Regions from separate parts of the Mus musculus genome. Here region 1 is linked to region 2. A link is a loop called in an ENCODE intact Hi-C map of the cell type or tissue named here. Cell type or tissue: left cerebral cortex. All regions are shown on one strand.

Region 1 (4,000 bases), 130 kb after region 2:
TGTAATATCTTTGTTTTCTTTCAGAAGGTCCCTTTACTCAGGGGTCTTACAGACTTAGGCTCCAATGGCTTTGAGGTGTCCCTCAACTCCTTTCAGAACCCAGGCACTTGCTTATATTGCAAAGCCCTTTGTGGTCTCCTCCTCTAATGTACCTTGAACATGGAAGCTTACCTACTTTAATTATTATTTGGTAACCACTGTTTGAAGAAGGAGATAAGGTAGATTTAAATGTTACCAGCACAAGTATGTTGAGAAAATAAAGGATGGAAAAATTATCCTGATGGTGCATTTTGTATGTCCTCTAAATTGTGCCCACTTATATAATCCATAAAAAAAACTGAAAATTAGAACTTAGACTTTTAATTCAAAAGGGGTAGGTCTCTTGGTACTGTTATATGAGATTGTTTTTGAAAACAGTGAGGTGTAAATTAGCTCTCAGGTATCAGTTTGAACAAGTCTGAGAGGCGAAAGGGAAGAAGATTGGTTAGAAAAAAAATTCTTAGGCAGAGAAGGAAGTGTTAGCTGGAGTTTGAAGACAAGAGAAACATTAGCTGTCCTAAAATGCAAATTGTGTGCAGTGATTACAATTAATAATCCATCAGATAAAAATGGAACAAAACCATCTGGACCTCTATTCTGAAGTTTTACCAGAACTGGTGATTTTTTTTTAAACGTTGGCTTTAAATTTTGTGCTTCTTTCAACACAGCACAGGGATCTCACAAGGTGTGCCCCTGTCTTACACTGCCTGGCAGTGCACCTGCGTGCCCTGTGAAAAATGCACTCTCACAATCAAAATATTTTCCTTCAGGTTTCCTGGGGCGAGCAGTTCTGCAATTTTCCAATAATTGTTTTAGAAAGTCAGCCCTGGATTCGGGTTTTCTCTTAAACCTTTCCCTGCCTGTGGCTCCAGACTCCTTTTTGCAGGGTCTCTCTAAGGAAACTGGGTCGGGTTGGAGTGGCCAGTACCACCTACCCATTGGGAGCTGGTGCTGCTATGAATGGACCCTTCTCTGTGCAGGTCCAGAGTCTCTCCCTTTCCACAGTTGTGCTAAGGGAAGAGAATTCATGAGCATTGGATCACACAGTGTGAACTGCTGAGGTGGCCTTTCAAATGGACACATTTCTCTTGTTCACAACCCGGGAATGATGAAGGTCTATACACATACAGAATTACTTATAGGTAATAAGTTAGTAATTATTTAGTATATTATACAAATTTTTCCTGTTTCTTGTTGACCCTCAGTGAAAACTAGAGGAGTTGAATAGCTATATACAAGTTGACTCTTTTTTATTCTTCTATCTTGCTAACGGGTAAATGGAAGCTCTATGTGGCTGGTCAGTTCACACGGTAGAAAAATACTGGAATCTTTCCTTTAGACACAAGTTCTATGTTACTGTCTTATGTGGTGCTTGCTAGTATGCTAGTTTTATGGTTTAGTAACATGGAAACAGTAATAGTAATTGGGGTGTAACCCCTTCCACAGTTCCGAGCACAGATTAAGGTTTACTACAAAGCTACTTGTGTGCTTTACCGCCCTCTGCCGGTGAAGCCTCCTGCAGTTCTCAACTGTTGTTTCTGCACCCCAACCCCCACGGTTCCAAACACAGTGAGATGCTCTTTTATGAAATTGTTCTGGGTGGTGCTTTACTAAGGAAAATGTGAGAATAAAAACAAAACAAAACAAAACAAAACAAAACAAAATAAAACAAAGCAAAACAAAACAAAACAAAACAAAACGGTACAGCTTGTCTATGTAGCAAAGATTGATAGATCTCTGTGAAAGAGCCCCATTCTCTTGGGGACTATCATTTACCTACTTCCTGCCTGGCCCTTGCCTTACAGTTGCTCAGCTATTCTGTTAAGTATACTTAAAAAGGGTAAGTAAGTAAGCATCCATGTCCAAAACATAACGGTGAGGGAGGCAGCCATAGGACGAGATTGGTATACACGAAGATGCTTGGGCCCTGGAAGGAGTAGCTCAGAACACCACTCTGGAGCCAAAACATGGAGGACCTCTGAGCAAAAAAAGCAGTTTCAGTGGTGAGTGGACTGTAAACTCTTGGTGGGAGGAGACATGTCTTCACAGATTCATCTGAGTTCAGATCTGTTGAGATTGCAAAGGTAGCAGGTAGAGTTAAAGAGGAATGTTTGAGCCAGAGACAGGCAAGTGACTTGACTAGCTCAAACTTGGTTAGCAAGAAAACCCAGGCTGCTCTCATGGTAACTTGAGATTTTTGTTAACTTGATATTCTCTAGAAAGAAATAAAAAAGTAATTATATGGTTGCCATGGCACTGTCAAAAGAGGCTGTCAATTTGTATCATCTTAATACATCAACTAGGGACTGTTAATTATAGTTTTCACTCCGGTAAATTATAGGAGAAGCTATATAAATTACACTGCCACTTACAACATTATCTGTAGCTAATCCAGAAAGTGGCAAATGACCTTCATTCAATCAGTAGTTCTGAGTGTAACGTACACCTCAGGACTTACTAGAAATCCCAAGTCTCAACCCCACTCCTGCCCACCACGTCGGACACTCTGGTGGCTGGCTCAGCACTGTTCATTCTAACGACCGCTTCACAGATAATTGTGACACACATGCCGATCCAAGTATCGGTGACTTAGAGTGGCGATGGCTAATGCCAGGTCGTTTCTTCGAAGCGCTGATGGGGGTGGCAGAATAGAGGTAAGTAGCAGGTATAACTAACGATAAAGCCAGCCTGGAATCCCACATGTCTGTACTTTGTCCCAAATGGTTAGCAGTGCTTGAGGTTTGACCGCTAGATACATTGAGGTAATAATAACACCACACAGCTCAAAGATGAATCACCAGGATCATCAAAGGGCAAGGCGAAGAGTCTGACGGATAATGACAGTAGGATTGATCAGGCCACTCAATGATCGTTCTAGGGCATTGTCGTGAGGCTGCCCTGAATTCTGACACAGTGACCTTCTTTGACATAGAAGCAGAAAAAAATTTTATTTTCTGGAAAAGGTCAAAACCAAAATTATTTCATAGAAATAATTTTCTTGGGCAGGGGAAATAGGAATTGACAATGCCATCTGAAAATTTTGTTGAAAAATGTTATTCAGTTTGGGACAATGATAAATCACAAACCATTGGGAGTCTTTCTTTTTCTAAGCTCTTATGGAGCTAAGACAGAATAACTTTCAATTAGGACGAAAGACACAAAAGGACCCCAAGTGTCACTCACCACAGTTATTCCTGTCCTGAGATGCCAGCATTTTTTTTTTTTTTTTTTTTTGTAGAATGTTAGGTAACAAAATGCTTCTGGAGAGTATAGTCCTTCTGGCTAAAATTCTCAAATTGGCAAATAAGTCACTGCCTGTCATTTTCTGAGAAGGAGAAGAAGCAAAACCTGTTCTAAATTACTGGGCAGCTGGTATGTTTTTAATTGTCTGCATTTATAAGCAGTAATGTAAGAGCAGCCTTAAGTACACGTATGCACTGTTTCCACACACTGCTGTGCATCGCAGCCCTGGGAACCTGTTACACAGGCAGATTGTGCACCCTGGAGGCTCTGATTTAGCCAGGGGGGTTGATTTTTAACAAGCATCCCAATAATTTTGGTGCAGGTGGGTGGAAGACCACACTTTTTAAAACCCTGTTCAGGTCCTACCTATAATTTACATGCTCATTATCATAGGGTATTTAAAAGTGACTGGCAATTCATAAAATCTCAGTTTAGTGCCAATAAAGATTTAACTGTGAGTAGTAGATGTTTATTGCAATAGAATCTCTTTTGTTGGAACTTGGAGAAAATGAATAATAGTTACAAAATAACTTCTTATTTAAAAGCTTCATGCCGTGTTTTGTGGGGAAGGTTTAGGTTTCCGGTAGGTAAAGCAGACAGTAGACTGTCTGTTCTTCTCCCCCTGACCCCGACCCCTTCCCCTGCCTTAAGAGTGTCTTGGATTACTGAGGAATCTTCATTGTAATTAGGCAGTATTGGTGGGTTGCGTTACCATTAA
Region 2 (4,000 bases):
AAGATTGGAGGCTCATGACCTCCAACTGGAGTGTTAGTGTGCAGCAGTAGTGGGTGTTTGAAGTAATAGTTGTCAAGAAATGTTGATTTTTACTATTTATTCTGTTTGAAGTTTTACTTCTTATAAAGAGATAAGGAAACATTTCAAAACAGTTTGGAGTTTTTCTATTAATGCAGTTTCTGTCAAAGCAATTCAAAGTTTGTAATGCTAGAATTTTATTATTCTACTGAAAAATAATTGATACTCAAATACTTTTGACATTAGTGTGAAAATTGGCATATGAAGGAGCTGATATTTACAAATTAGCATCTGGTAATTATGGTCTGGATACTGAAATTAATGTGGAAAATCATAGTAGAAGGAAAAGAAGAAACTGTGAGGAAAGAATGGTATAACTACGAGAACCAAGTTAAACACTGAATGTGTGGGGATAGTGCTCTCCTGATATATCTGGAATCCAGCTAAGTAGGCAGAGTCCAATTGAGCAGTGCAGAATAGTTTCATGTCTCCCATTAAGATTTTTCTTGTGTACATGTGTATGTATGTATGGATATTGTCTATGTACATGCATAGTGTAGGGTATGTGTGCATGGGAGCCTTAGTCCCTGGAGACAGCATCTCTTACTGAACAGGAGCTGGCCCTAGTGATCCTTTTTGGTTACAGGGCCAGCTTTTCATTAGTGTGCTGGGATCAGGTCCTCATATTTGCACAGCAAACCCTGTTACCCACTGAGCTACTACTTCCATAGCGTGAATGCTTTCTAATTTGATATGGTTTCAAACAGTAGTTATCAAATAACACTTTTAAGATAACAAAATCAAAACCTTAACAAGAAAGTAATTCTTGCTTAGGAGCGATAGGATGTTATATAGCATCTTAAGCATGTTTTCCTCTTTTATTAATAAAGATTCTTTTTTATACATTATATTATGATTACAGCTTTCCCTCCCTCTGCTCCTCCCGTTTCCTTCCCACGTCCCCTCCCTTGCTGACCCACTCCCTTTCTGTCTCACATTAGAAAAGAACAGGATTCTCAGAGGTAGCGACAAAACATACCAAATAAAATACAATAAAATAAAACAAATGCCATCACATCAAATTTAGACAAGGCAAACCAACAAAAGGAAAAGAGCCCCAAGGCAGGCACAAGAATCAGAGACCCACTCATTCACACTCCCAGGTGGCCTGTAAAAATCTAAACTGAAAGCTATAGTATAAGTGCAGAGGACCTGGGGCAGACCCATGCAGGCCTAGTTCTTGCTGCTTCAGTCTCTGAGCTCACATGAGCTTTGTCCAGTTCATTTAGAGGACCTTTTTCTCTTGGCTTCTCAACTCTGGCTCTCACACTCTTTCAGCTTCCTCTTTCTCAGGGTTCCCTGTACCTTAAGCATATTAGTGGTATAAATAGTAAATGAGTCTGGAGCATGGTAATGCATTCAGTGAACAGTTTGGGTGAGAGTAGACATGAACTAAACGATGATTGGATGCTAGTAAGGAATTGACACTTGTGCTGTTGTCACTGGCAGGTGTTAGGTAGGTATGTGTGTGTGCATGCTTTCCTAGGTCAAATCCTGGAGATTTAGAATTTATTACTGTTTGATTGTTAAATGTTAAATAATGGCCTGATTAGTTCCTGAATAATACCTTTGAGTATTCCTGTGTAATACTTTGAGTAGCGGGCAAGTAGGAGTCAGGGATATTGGTGGATTGGAAACAGAAGTGGCTGTTTTCCTTGTGCCAGGTTATAGAAGTTGCCAAATGTGCTCTAGGAGGATCATGAAGAACCAATCTACTCTTGACATTTCTGTAGCCTCAGAGTTATGGAAAATTCAGAGTATTCAGTCTTGTATTAACATACTGGCTCAGTGCCTTTGAAAGTATCAGATTAGTGCCAGAAAAACAGAAGGAAACTAAAGCAAACATGTTTGCTTCCTCTTACTGAGGTAAAAACTCAAAGAAACTTGGGAGATGAAAGGTTTATTTTCCTCACAGGCCATCACTGAGGGAAATCAGGCAGGAGCTTGAGGCAGAAGCTGATGCAGACCACAGAGGAATACTGCCTCCTGGCTTGCTCAGTCTGCTTCTTATAAACCCTAAGTCAGTGTTCCCAGAGCTGGTACCCCTCAAGCCTCACAGACATCCTATTGGCCAGTCTGAGGGCAGTGTTTTCTCAGTCAGCTTCCCTCTTCCCAGGTGACTTGCTTGTGTCAGGCTGACAGAAACCTAACCACTATTAGAGCAGGCTTTCTTTATTTTGTGTGTAGAGAAATCATTTCTGGTTGTTGAGAAGTATATGTAGTATTTGCATCATAATTTTAAACAAAAAAATTGACTTAGAAGCATTTATTTAAAGAACACATAAATGACCAAACATCTGATACTTTGTGTGCACATATGATAATTTTGTACCAAACACATTTTTTAGTACTTGCTGAATTTTAAGTGAGTCTGCTTCCTGTGAGGAAAATGTGGTTTAAAATAAAATGCATTATAATTCTAATGTTTAGAAAACTAAGGCAGAAAGATTGTAGATTTAAGAAAATCCTAGGCTACTTAGTGAGATCTATTTCAGAAAAAAAAAAGAAAATTAAGAAACAATTTAAAAAGTAGATAAAATAAGCTTTTTTGTTTTGTTTGTTTTAATTTTGGCTTTTAGGACAGGGCTTCACTGTGTAGTCCTGGGAAACTGCTCTGTAGATCAGACTGGCCTCGAACTCAGATTTCTACTTCCCTCTGCCTCCCTGCCTCCCTGCCTCCCTGCCTCCCTGCCTCCCTGCCTCCCTGCCTCTGCCTCCAGGTGCTAGGATTAAAGGAATGTGCCAGTTTAAGCTGTTTTAACTCAGAATCGAGTTGGCTGTAATTAAAATTAACTACACCCAGAGTATTTTGGTGGATGTATGCGTTTGTTTTATAACATTTATTGAACATAAGGTAGCAGCTCTTTTTTTTTTTTTTTTTTTTTTTGCACGTGGGACTATATGCTGATAAAACCTTTGCCTTCAGAGATGTTACACTCTAATGAAGTATTTTGGTCAAAAAGAACTGGAAGTTTAAAGACATTGAGGCCTAAGCAGGCTTGCATTTAGAGATTAGCCATAAGGCCAAGGAAATTAAATGTTGCTTTGCTAGCAGCAAAGGTCGAGGGATTATTTAGGACTTTAGAACTAGAGGTAGATATATTAGGAAGTCAGGAACAAGGGTGGAATGACCTTAAGGTCTGTGGTGTAAAACCTCAAGTCCCCTGTGGCTGTGCTGTGGAGACAGCAGTTCAGAGCTACAGATGGGAATAGGGACAACATGTGCCATAATCCTGGTGGTGTGTGAGAGAGGAGAGGCTGTAGCAGGGCCAGACAGAGAGTGTGCATCATGCCCCCATACAGGGCACTCAGGAAGTCATGGGGATAGTTGCTAAGATACGGGCTGGATGTCAATGTGTTTACTGGTTTGCTGAGGAGTGAGTGTTGGTGTTAGGTTACTTCTAATTTTGTCTCTTAAGAAACAAATGCATCCATTCTGGCTTAACTGTATGAGATTTAAAATGTAATCATCAGAAAACATTCTTTTTTATAGGCGGAGTATGTCCAGCTCGTTACTGAACTGCGTATGACAAGAGCCATTCAGCCGCAGATCAATGCGTTTTTACAGGGTTTTCATATGTTCATCCCGCCTTCCCTCATACAACTGTTTGACGAGTATGAATTGGTAAGGAAGAGCATGTTCTTTCTCGTACGCCAGAGCGCAACTCCATCTGAGGTCATTCAGAAGTGCTTTGAGTGCTAGGATGCTGCTTAGTCGTGGAACGCTTGCTTGCCTCACATTAGCACACAGAAGGCCCTGGGTTTCATCCCTAGTACCGTAAAAAATAAAAGCAGAATTACTAAATTCTTGAGTACTGAATGGGATATTTTTAATAAGACATTATTGTTTAGAGCTATGCATAGAAATTTGTAAGCAGATATATGGTTTTACTTGTCTTAAACTGAGTAGCCTTATTAAGAG

What was found. Peaks named below come from ENCODE experiments on the same cell type or tissue, not always from the same donor. Only the 100,000 strongest peaks of a DNase experiment are listed, where the experiment ranks them.
Region 1: a loop joins it to region 2, with 2.1 times the contacts of the local background. A loop is called at or near these places in 19 of 42 quality-filtered maps.

What each region holds. Positions count from the first base shown.
Region 1 is chr10:45,810,541-45,814,540 of GRCm38, forward strand. All of the region lies in intron 1 of D030045P18Rik (RIKEN cDNA D030045P18 gene), which reads left to right. Among named protein-coding and RNA genes, the nearest start is that of D030045P18Rik, 4.8 kb to the left of the region's middle. In left cerebral cortex, a CTCF peak has its summit at 1,546 (motif pointing left); a DNase peak (open chromatin) is centred at 1,544.
Region 2 is chr10:45,683,031-45,687,030 of GRCm38, forward strand. Hace1 (HECT domain and ankyrin repeat containing, E3 ubiquitin protein ligase 1) reads left to right here. Exons shown (of 24, transcript NM_172473.3): 20 at 3,572-3,703. Among named protein-coding and RNA genes, the nearest start is that of Hace1, 110 kb to the left of the region's middle. In left cerebral cortex, no CTCF peak of the experiment used is centred here; a DNase peak (open chromatin) is centred at 2,024.